Linked DNA regions of Homo sapiens: regions 1 and 2 are each linked to region 3. A link is an interaction called in ENCODE POLR2A ChIA-PET data of the cell type or tissue named here. Cell type or tissue: GM12878. All regions are shown on one strand.

What was found. ChIA-PET counts read pairs that join two places held together with the same protein. Peaks named below come from ENCODE experiments on the same cell type or tissue, not always from the same donor. Only the 100,000 strongest peaks of a DNase experiment are listed, where the experiment ranks them.
Region 1: POLR2A ChIA-PET joins it to region 3 with 5 read pairs; 7 of 35 experiments call an interaction of 5 or more read pairs at or near these places.
Region 2: POLR2A ChIA-PET joins it to region 3 with 6 read pairs; 2 of 35 experiments call an interaction of 5 or more read pairs at or near these places.

What each region holds. Positions count from the first base shown.
Region 1 is chr10:24,730,967-24,734,966 of GRCh38, reverse strand. No RefSeq gene overlaps it. Among named protein-coding and RNA genes, the nearest start is that of ARHGAP21, 9.1 kb to the right of the region's middle. In GM12878, no CTCF peak of the experiment used is centred here; no DNase peak of the experiment used is centred here.
Region 2 is chr10:24,983,304-24,987,303 of GRCh38, reverse strand. ENKUR (enkurin, TRPC channel interacting protein) reads left to right here. Exons shown (of 6, transcript NM_145010.4): 5 at 2,399-2,568; 6 at 2,928-4,000. The coding sequence ends at 2,934. It also overlaps a transcript of THNSL1 not described here. Among named protein-coding and RNA genes, the nearest start is that of ENKUR, 31 kb to the left of the region's middle. In GM12878, no CTCF peak of the experiment used is centred here; no DNase peak of the experiment used is centred here.
Region 3 is chr10:24,927,760-24,931,759 of GRCh38, reverse strand. The region is part of intron 3 of PRTFDC1 (phosphoribosyl transferase domain containing 1); the gene reads left to right. Among named protein-coding and RNA genes, the nearest start is that of PRTFDC1, 23 kb to the left of the region's middle. In GM12878, no CTCF peak of the experiment used is centred here; DNase peaks (open chromatin) are centred at 1,139 and 2,439.

The DNA.
Region 1 (4,000 bases), 200 kb after region 3:
CATAAATTGCCTATTCATCTTTTCTATTTTAGTTATTGGTTTATGGAGGCTCAGGCTATAAATCCTTGGTGGGAGGCCGGGCACAGTGGCTCATGCCTGTGATCCCAGCACTTTGGGAGGCTGAGGCGGGTGGATCAGGAGGTCAGGAGTTCAAGACCAGCCTGGCCAAGATGGTGAAACCCCGTCTCTACTAAAAATACAAAAAATTAGCCAGGCGTGGTGGCACGCGCCTGTAATCCCAGCTACTCCGGAGGCTGAGGCAGAGAATTGCTTAAACCTGGAGGGGCAGAGGTTGCAGTGAGCCGAGATCATGCCACTGCACTCCAGCCTGGGCGACAGAGCGAGACTCCGTCGCAAATAAATAAATAAATAAATAAATCCTTGGTGGGTTATATCAGTTGCATATATCTTCTGATAGACTGTAGCTTGTTTTTTCATTTTGTTTCTAATTACTTGGTCACTCAAACCATTATTTAAGGCAGATTAAATAACATACAACCAGATTGGGCAACATAGCAAGACCCTGTCTCTACAAAAAAATTTAAAAAATATTAGCCAGGCATGGTAGTGCACATCTGTGGTCCCTGAGCTACTTGGGAGGCTCGGGTAGGAGGATCAATTGAGCCCAGGAGGTCAAGACTGCAGTGAGCGATGATGGCACCACTGCATTCCAGCCTAGGCAACAGAGCAAGACCCTGTCTCAAAAACAACAACAACAAAATTTATCCTAAAAATGTATTTGTCGTTTATCTAAAATTCGAGTTGAGGGGCCAGGCATGGTGGCTCACGCATGTAATCCCAGTGCTTTGGGAGGCTGAGGCGAGCGGATCACAATGTCAGGAGTTTGAGACTAGCCTGACCAACATGGTGAAATTCCGTCTCTTCTAAAAATACAAAAAAAAAAAAAAAAAAGAATAAAAAATTAGCTGGGCATGGTGGCATGCACCTGTAATCCCAGGTACTCAGGAGGTTGAGGCAGGAGAGTCGCTTGAACCTGGGAGGCAGAGGTTGCAGTAAGACGAGATCGCGCCACTGCACTCCAGCCTGGGCAATAGGGGGAGACTCCATCTCAAATAAATAAATAAATAAATAAAATTCAAGTTGAACTGGGTATCCTATATTTTATCTGGGAACCCTATTGGAGATAGAACTGGAGCATCTGCCTTTGACCCAGAGATGAAACCACCTATGGAAGACAATGGAGCTATTGTAGCAGGCCTGAAGAGCATACTTGGGGATCATTACCTGAAAAAGACATAACTTTCTTTGTAGCCACTTCTAAATACAAGTACTGTGGTATTTAAAAAACATTTTGGTGCAAGAGCTTAGCCTTTGTCCTAACCAATATGTGAAAACTTTCTTGCAATTCCAAGGATTAAAAGGATTGACCAGGTGCAGTGGCTCATGCCTGTAACCCTAGCACTTTGGGAAACCCAGGCAGGAAGATCACCTGAGCCCAGGAGTTCAATACCAGCCTGGCCAATATAGTGAGACACTGTCTCTACTAAAAAACTTTTTTTAATTAAAAAAAAATTTATCATGTTTCAGGGATTATGAAAACAGAATAGTGACTTGGGGGAAGTTACTAAACTTTCATATAAGAAAAGAAATCCGGCAGGGCACGGTGGCTCGAGCCTGTAATCCCAGCACTTTGGGAGGCTGAGGCGGGTGGATGACTTGAGATCAGGAGTTTGAGACCAGCCTGACCAATATGGCGAAACCCCGTCTCTACTAAAAATACCAAATTAGCCAGGCATGGTGGCGGGCACCTGTAGTCTCAGCTACTCGGGAGGCTGAGATGGGAGTATTGCTTGAACCCAGGAGGTGGAGGTTGCAGTGAGCCGAGATCATGCCACTGTACTCCAGCCTGGGCAACAACAGAGTGAGACTCTGTCTCAAAAAAGAAAAGAAATCCTACAAGCAAATCAAAGTGAATTACCTAATGCAGGGGTTCGCCGACTGTGGCACATATACCAAATCCAGTCTTCTATCTGTTATCAAGTTTTATAGAAACAGCCACATTCATTCATTTATACGTTGTCCATCCCTGCTTTAGTACTGTAACAGCAGAGTTGAGTAGTTGCAACAGAGGTCGCGTGGCACTGCAAAGCCTAAAATATTATCTATCTGGCCCTTTACAGAAAAAGTTTAATGATCCCTGACCCAAAAGAAAACCATTACTCACCTAAAAATTTTTCTCAGCATTAATTGATAAGAAAAATTTTGAAGAAAACAAATAATGTGACTTAAAGATTGAATCATGTGGTCATTCACATTTAAAAGCAGCTGAAAGGCTGGGTGCAGTGGCTCATGCCTGTAATCCCAGAACTTTGGGAGACTAAGGTGTGAAGCTTGCTTGAGGCTGGGAGTTCAAGAATAGCTTGGGCTAAAAATTAGCTACAACACCCAGGTAATTTTTAAATGTTTTTGTAGAGATAGGTCTAATTATGTTGACCAGGCTGGTCTTGAATTCCTGGGCTCAAAAAATCCTTATGCCTCGGCCTCCCAAAGTGTTGGATTACAGGTGTGAGCCACTATGCCCAACAGTTTTTTTTTTAATGAGACACACACTAAAATCTGATTTGTTTATTGCCTGCAACATTTTTCTTTTCTTTTTTTTTTTTTTGGTTTCAAACACCAATTTGAATGAGGCTTTTTTATACTAAAAAGTTATCTGTTGTTTATCTGATGTTCAAATTGAACTGTGTGCTCATTGTTTTTATTTGCTAAACTTGGCAACCCTACCTCCAGTCACTGTGAATCGGGGAAGGGTCTAGGAAGGCACAGATCTAAGCCTTTTAAGGGAAGACTTCCAGAGTGACACACAATCATTCCTGCCCACATTTCATTGCCTAGAATTTAGTCATGGCCACACCTAGACACACCTAGATAGAAAGTCTAGCTTGTTAACCAGGTGCCTAACTAAAATACTACTATTATAGGAGAAGGAGAGAACAGATTTGGGGGAACATTTAGCAGGCTACCATAGTATATCTTTGAAAAAAATTTTTTTTAGTTTCATTAGTTGTAAATTCTGTCAGAGACATCAATTTCTCTAAATCAGATTTCTGTTGTCTTCTATATTTTTCATCTCCTGTCTAATCACTTTAATCTTTGTCCTTTTCCTTTGTATTTGATGTGCTTTAAAACAAATCTGTCATCCATCCCACAATTTTCTGCTAGATATTTCTTATTTTTATTTTTTAAAAATAGAGATGAGGTCTCACTGTGTTGCCCAGGCTGGTCTTGAATTCCCAGGCTCAAGTGATCCTCCCACCTTGGCCTCTGTGCTAGGATTACAGGCATGAGCCACTGTGCCCGGCCAGACATTTCTTATTTCTTCTTATTTCTAATTCATGTATTATTTCTGCAACGGTATGATTTTTCCCTCTCAATACCTTCTCTTAGCCATTCTAACATCTTTTATATTTCATTCATTCTCTTGTGATTTCACTTTTGATATATTTTATTTTCTTCGGGGTATGAAACATTTGTCTCTATATTTCTTCTGCTTACTGGGGTTAATCTTCTTCCATAATATATCTTTTCTTTTTAGAATATATTCCTTTATTTCATCTCTTCCCCAATATCACAATTTAAAATGTTTATGTCAGTCTTATTTCCTTTTCATTCATCTTTGATGAATATTTACTATCTAAAATTTCTATTTATATTGAAAGAAACAGGGTGGATGAATTATCTTTGAGGACCCCAGGCTTCTTGTTGGATTCAAGCAATGAGGAGCCACAGAAGAAAGCTGGAAGGAGGCATGAGAATGGGTTCGTAAAATGTGGTATGAGATTGGGCCCCTTCATAGTTTTAGTGTTTGTTTTTTTCTTTTTTACTTCGTAATTTTTAAAAATTAAAATATAATTGAAAAAATCTTTGAGGAGAAAGGTTATGTAAGCCTGCCATCTATCCTACTTAAGCCCAGATGTGAATTACCACATATTGCCCTGCGATCTTTTCCTATCTGAGGGAAGAAGCCTTGGTTAGTTGA
Region 2 (4,000 bases), 56 kb before region 3:
ACAAGAAGCACTGAGGCACCCCAGGAGCAGGGACAGTAGGAATTTACCACCACCTACGCTTGAAAGGCAGCAGGCACAAGAAGCAGTGTTGTCAGAATCCAGTGAGAGCTGGAGCTGGGCTGAGGGTCATAGTCACAGATGAATGCAGCTAGAACCCATGTCTAGACTGTCCTAGGAGAGGAGGAGAAATGCCCCAACCTCACTCTCCACCCTCCAGGGCCTTCTGTGGCTGAACTCAGGCCAGAGGGCGAAAGAGCTGGGAGCACCCCACAAGGTGGAGAATGTTTGGGGGTGGGCGAGGGTGCAAAAGGAGCATGAAACTGAAAACTTCTTATTATAAGATCACTTCTCCCTGTCTGAATTTTTTCCAAAATGAACGATATTATTTCAGCTTTAAAATAGAAGAGAGGAAAATTAAGAATTAACAATAAGGGAAAATCACTATTGCTGCAACACATGAAGTATCTTTTTAGATGAAATAATGAAAAAACCTCTTAAAGTCAGCACGTAGCGTATTTCAATATAATATGAAATATTAGCTACATTTAGTTTCCATCCCTGGCTGTTGACTTTGATCCAAACGTTATTGTACACACTGGAAGATAAAAGCAAACTATCCTTTAAAAGAAAATACAGAGAAAAACTGTAGCTGCTGTGACTGCAAGTAATATGGAAACATCACCCAACTAGCTATGAAAAACCTTTGATATCCGCAAATGTACAAATACATAGACTTCCTCTCTGCAATAGCCACTCCTGTGGAGCACTGTGGGAACCTCTTTCACATTTCATAATGAAAGGCTGTGGAGAAATAGAATTCTTTTGAGGGCTTCTTTTTGGAATACATCGCATACACTGTCAAGAACTGTGTAGCCTCCTCTTTTTAAAATTTAACCTGGATACTTTTTCTTCTATCCTTTCCCTTTCCCAGATCCTTAGCTCACTCAAGAAGGCCTCATAATTTGTTGCCCTTTTCCCCAACCAACCTCTTCTATACAGTGTGCCCTGACCTGTCATCATCCCTTTTATCTAAGCATGGAAATAAATCAGTGAAATTGTATTGTCCCTGAAAGTTTCTACAAGATTAAATTTGTACAAGAGCTTACTATGACAGCATAATTATATAAGACACTTGTAATCCTCTTTTACACCTAAATGTATGGCCATAGTTTTCAAAGACCATGTTTTCAAGGCAGTATTTTAAGTTTTGGAGTTTTGGTTTTGTTTTTGTTTTCAGGCAGGGTCTCTGCTCTGTTGTTTCAGGCTGGAGTGCAGTGGCGCAATCATCGCTCACTGCAGCCTCAACCTCCTGAGCTCAGGTGATCCTCCCACCTCAGCCTCTCAGGTAGCTGGGACTACAGGCCCATGCTACCACACCTGGCTATTTTTTGTATTTTTTGTAGCGACAGGGTTTTGCCATGTTGCCCACACTGGTCTCGAACTCCTGGGCTCAAGCAATTCACCTGTCAAGGCAGTATCTTAAATTGCACTTTCTGTTTTGCTTTTGTGTAAATAAAATAATCTATGTGCCCATAATGAATAATTAAAAAGTGTTGACTTATAAAATTTCATTGAATTAATTTAATTACTAGTTTAAGACCATTTTGTCTGTGGAGCCCATAGGGCACTGTGATAAAAAAATGATAATTATGCAGAAACAGAAATAACTTTTATTGCTCCTAAGAGATCCCTAATTTTGAATTTGTTGATTTCTGAGAATAGAAACTGTTAGCTACATTATTGAATTAGCATGTGTGTTACATTTAATGACCTTTCAATCATTTATAGAATACATTAATGGGAACTGTAGATCCCTTGACTATATGGAGGGCAATTGGTTCTTTCTAATATATTGAAAGGACACTTAGAAGATCATCTTTTGTACAAGTGAATTTTGGCAATTTTACAATCCCATTTGTTAGATATAAGAAAATATAGCCATCCACATCAGAATTAGGTCTTTTATGTGATTTGTCTGTTGAAGAATGAGGATAAAAAATAAAATTTTACAAAACAATTTTCTGTTCAAAAATGTTTTTGACTCGAGGATATCATTCTAAGTTGTTTTTTACCCATGCATTTGCTGTGAGCTTTAGCTTCACACTACTCATAACTCTGCGTGTACATTTTTGATGGTAAAAACAAGTACAGTAACAACAAAAGCAGAGCAAACAAATACTCCCAGTGGGAACTGAGCACACAGTCAAGGATGGGATTTGGCCTCTGTACAGTATTTTTGGTTACCGTGGCCAAGTACTTGATAAATACATTTCATTTTAGAAGTTATTTTTGTCAGTTTCTTTTACTTATTGACATTTTTCATTACCAATTAGCTTTTCCCATTTCCTTTACTTTTGCAGTTTGCTTTGGTATTTACAAGTTTCTTGACCATTTGCAGGGGCTGAAAAAGAACTGGGAAGAGGTGCATAAAGAATTCCAGTCCCTCTCGGTCTTTATAGATTCTATACCAAAGAAGATCCGCAAGCAGAGGCTGGAAGAAGAAATGAAACAACTAGAACACGACATTGGCATAATTGAAAAGCACAAGATTATTTATATTGCCAATAAGTAAGAATGGATCTTTAAAGTATAACAATTTCAATGTAGGGGAAAAAAACATGGAAAATATAAAAAACTCCAAGTTTTTCAAAAAGGAAAATACTATGAAGAGAATAAAAATAGTCTTAATCAGAATGCTTAGGCAATATGCAAAGAATAATTGAGTTATTCACTTACACAAGAAGAAATTTTGTTTTTACTAGTGTCACGTTTTCCACATATAAACTATTAAATTTGAGAATATGTGTTCCAGTTCCACAATGTAATTCATTATTATTATGTACTTGTTTCACATAAACATTAATTTCTAGGTCCTGAAAAATAAAGTCAGCACTCAGAACTTCACTTTTTTTTTTTTTTTTCTGCAGCGCATGATACCAACAGCACAACTTTGAAAACTGTTAAGTATTTTGAACTGGAAATAGTAACACGTGCCTTCTTGCTACTCTAAACTGTCTCCAACACATTGTTTCTGAGCTCCACAAATGCAAAAGATGTATTTTCCTGTGGCCCATGACATTTGCAGTTATTCCCAGTGAGAAATATTTTCAGTATTCGTAACACTGTATATGATGAAAGGCTTCTATTTGGAGGAAGAAAAATTAAGAAGACAACTTACAAAATCAAGATGACAACTTATAAAGGCATCATTGAGGATGATTAAGGAGAATAGCCTCCTTTCTAGCATACCAACCTCGATACTCTTATTTTATTCCACAACTCACTATGCATATCTTATTTAAATGTTTTTTTCCTTTTGGTCCTTTCTACTTATCTATTTTGTGAATTCTAAAGTTACATTTGTAAGATTACATAATCTATTAAGCAATAAGTTTATGTTAGTAGAGCTGTTTTCAACCCAAAAATAAGAAAAAATAGCTCTAAATATCTAAAAGGAAAAGGTTATTTTATGAAATTTTAAATTAGAAAAATTTGGTAAAATATATGCAACTATAAAATATCAGAGAAATAACAATTTCTACTGCTTACACTGGTTTTTATCCTCTGGACAACATAAAAAACAAAATATGGGAGTCTTTCAGGCTTTTTTCACAAACACAGAATTTGGAAGCCTTATAGAAAAGCTTATTTTGGTTACTTAAAGAAAAGTAGTTTATATACAATTATTTTTTGAAAATTCACTTGAAACTTGTCCATATGAGTATCTTTATTCCTTTATTAACTTAGGGCAGATATAAAATAAAGGATAATATATGACAAATTCTCACTTACCAAGAATGGTTGGTTGCTATTTAGGGTAGGCTAACAGCTGTGACAGTACACTCCAAAATGTATAATTACGTAAACACATATTCAATTCTTGCTAACATAGCAGTACTTTGCTGTGAGCAGGTCAGCAGGAACCCTTTTCTGCAGTCACTCAGGGACCCAGACTTACAGAGTGGGTAGGATGCATCTGATCCAGAGTTAGGGAGAGGCA
Region 3 (4,000 bases):
ATCTTGACATGGAGCTTTCTTTGTCAGAAGATTTTTTTAATTGGAATTAAGTTTATTTAGTAGATATGGGAGTATTCAGGCTAATAGTTTTCTCACTCTTTAATAGTTTGTGTCTTTCAAGGCATTTGTCCATTTTATCTAGTTTTTACATTTCTGGACATAAAGTTGTTTATAATATTCCCTTATTATCTTTAATCTCTGTAGTGATATTCTCTCTTTCAGTCCTGATAGTATTAAATTGTATCTTCTGTCTCTTTCCTTTTCTTCACCAGTATGCCTAAAGGTTTTTCAATTTTTTTATTCTTTCAAAGAACCAATTTGTTGCTTTCTCGATTTTCTCTTTTGTGTTTATGTTTTCAGTTTCATTGATTTATGCTTTTATGTTATTTCCTTCCTTCTGTTTGTTTTGGGGTTAATTTTCTTTTATTTTCCTAGTTTCATAAAATGAAAGTTGAGTTCATAGATTTGAGATTTTCTTATTTTCTAATACAAACATATAATGCTGTAAGTTTTCCTTTAAGTACTTCTTTAGCTGCCTCTATACATTTTGATATATTGTGTTCATTTTCATTCAATTCAAACTATTTTCTAATTTCCTCTTTCACTCATTGGTTGTCTCGTGTTGTTTAATTTTCAAGTATTTGGGGGATTTTCCATACATAATTCCTGTATTGTTTCTAGTTGAATTCTGTTGCAGAAACTGTATTTTGTATGATTCCAATTCTTTTAAATTTTTTGAGGCTTGTTCTATGGCCCAGGATATATTTTATATTGCGGAAACTATCACCATTGTAATCCATGTCAAACTAAATACTACTATTTCTTTCTAATTTCTCATACCTTTTCCTTGCGTATTTCTCTAAACAGCACCTCTTAAGGGTGACCACTGAAAAAATAGGAATGTTATTTATAATTTTTCAGCTAGTAAAGAGGATGAAAAGGAATAAAGGAAACTCCAAACTTGATTAATTCAATAGTAGACACAAAATAAGAAACAGGCAGCCTTATTATATTTGTACTACACATAATGAAACAGACACCTGAGATGTTCAGTAACATGCCCAAGGTCAAGCAGCATGTAAGTGGTGGATCTAGTATTTAAATCAAAGTTCCACGCCAGAGCTCAAGACTGTGACCACTGGAGTGTACAGTCTCCCTAGAGATGTGTTGAGATAAATTAGGCTAAAAGGAAGAACATTTGACCAAATGAATCAGCATTATTTTTTCTTGAGCTTTATTTTGACATTCACCTAACCCGGCTAAGCCAGCTTCTATTATTGCTGGAAGAATGACAATATCCATAAATAGACAATTACCTGCTTTTTTTTCTGAAATGTTTTATATGTTGAATTAATAAGCTATCAAGTAGTACCTTCTAAGAAAATGAATATTAACACTGGGTTTTTCTGTAAATTATGGAAAACTATGCTTTGCTTTTCCTCTTTCTGCCCTGCACCATGGAGATACTCCACAAGACATGAACTTTCACTCTACCTGCTTGTTCTCTGGATTCACTTAAAGCTTGCTTGCTGCTTTTAGGAGGCCAAATCCAGAAAAATTCGGAAAGAACCTTGAGCTTCAGGCTTCATACTAACTCCTGAGCATATAGAGACTCGAATCAAAGAGAAACAGGCATAATTCAGCAGTCCCTTGAGCTACCCGATTGTGTGTGTGTGTGTGTGTTTGTGTGTGTGTACATGTGTTTAGAGGCAGGGTCTCGCTCCATCACCCAGGCTGCAGTACAGTTGTGTGATCATAGCTCACTGCAACTTCAACCTCCCTGGGATCAAATGATCCTCCTGCCTCAACTTCCCAAACAGCTAGGACTGCAATCAGATTTAGTGTGTTTTGAGAAAGCTCTATCAGGGTGGAAGTGGGAGGCCTTTTGGGATATCTATTCTAAGGGACTTTGAGTGGAAAAACAGGAGGATTTGAGGGAAGTATTGTTAGGTGCCAGCAAGTGACTTTTTAGACAGCTTTTTTGTATGTGGATGCATTATTTGCCAAGTTTTTTCCCTTTATTCTCTCTCAAATGTTGCCCTGGTTTAAAAGCTCATTAATTTATATGCAATCCAATGTGAGGATAAAGTGTAATTCAGAGGTGCAACATTCTGATCTCATTGTTTCCCACCAATTTGGTTAGCTAACCTCTGTACAAAATACAATCTTCAAACTACAACTTCAAGGCTTTAAAAATTGAGGATGAATGTTATTTTAGGCAAGCCACAGTTGCCCTAGATCCTGCCCCATGTTGTTTGAATGTGCCCTGCTTTGTATGAATAATTCCTGCATGTTGGCAACACCAAGAGATTTTTTGGAGCTAAAATACAACTCACAGTGTAACCACAGTAGGGCCGAGAGATTTGCCACACAGGGGATGTGGGCCCCTGGGGAAGCTGGCGTTCGTATTAAAGAAGCTCATTAGAGCTAAGGGTTAGCCACAAACCTGCTCCCTTGAGGGAAGAGAAACGCTAAATACATTTTTTCTCTCTCATTCCCACAGTTCAGAACAAAGGGTTTAAATCAGTCAGCTCTTGTTATCTGTGCTTGTGAGGAATGGGAACAGAATGGATAAGCCAGGTTCAGTGTCTTTAGTTTTAGTGAGTAGTCTTTACCCTACACCAGGGTGAACTTTTGCTGAACTGTTTCCAAGTAGCAAGGGTGCCTGGAATTGAAAGCCTCCCTTTCTTTCTTTCTTTCTTTCTTTTTTTTTTTTTTTGAGACGGAGTCTGCCTCTGTCGCCTAGGCTGGAGTGCAGTGGCTGCGATCTCGACTCACTGCAAGCTCCGCCTCCTGGGTTCACCCCATTCTCCTGCCTCAGCCTCCCGAATAGCTGGGACTACAGGCGCCCGCCACCACGCCCGGCTAATTTTTTTGTAGTTTTTTAGTAGAGACAGGGTTTCACCGTGTTAGTCAGGATGGTCTCTATCTCCTGACCTCGTGATCTGCCTGTCTCGGCCTCCCAAAGTGCTGAGATTACAGGCGTGAGCCACTGCGCTCAGCCGAAAGCTTCTTTTTCTTGGCACGGTGGCTCACACCTGTAATCCCAGCACTTTGGGAGGCCGAGATGGGCCAATTACCTGAGGTCAGGAGTTCCAGGCCAGCCTGGCCAACATGGTGAAACCCCATCTCTACTAAAAATACAAAAATTAGCTGGGCGTGGTGGTGGGCACGTGTAATCCCAGCTACTTGGGAGGCTGAGGCAATAGAATCACTTGAACCCGGGAGGTGGAGGTTGCAGTGAGTTGAGATTGTGCCACTGCACTCCGGCCTGGGCAACAGAGCGAGACTCTGTCTTAAGAGAAAAAAAGAAAAAGAAAGCCTCCTTTTCTTTCTGAGACAGGAAATCTGTGTTTAGCAGAGTCTCACCTTGGGCTTTGGGTGAAGAAAAAAGACTCCAATTCTTTGAAGATAGTAGAAGAGTTCCTCAGTTGTGGGGGGGTGCCAGATGGGTCCAAAGTAGGTTTATAGGTAAGCACATGCACACACACATACATATTTTTAAGTAAAAATGGAGAGGAAAAATAAAGAAATAGGAAAATAGAAGAAAATAAAGGACTAGAAGAGGGAAGATGAGAGACCACAAAAATTCTAAAACTTACCATATTTCACTAAATCTAAAGGCATCATAGATTGTTACTTTATGTACCACTATGAAAGAAAAAATGCTCTAAATTAAGCCATGATTTGACATGGATTGTATGTAAGATGCATCTTGATTTGGGAGATATTATAACAAAAAATGTGTAACTTGGAGTTAGTGAAAATTGGTAGCGCCTCATCTTTTTCAGCAATTTTATTTGCAAGTGTTCAAATAGCTGAAATATAACAGAAAACATTGTCTTTACTCTTTGGTCATTTAAAAATCTTGGGTCCTGTGCCGGGTGCAATAGCTCACGCCTGTAGGATCCCAGCACTTTGGGAGGCTGAGGCAGGCAGATCACAGGGTCAAGAGATAGAGTCCATTCTGGCCAACATGGTGAAACCTCACCTCTACTAA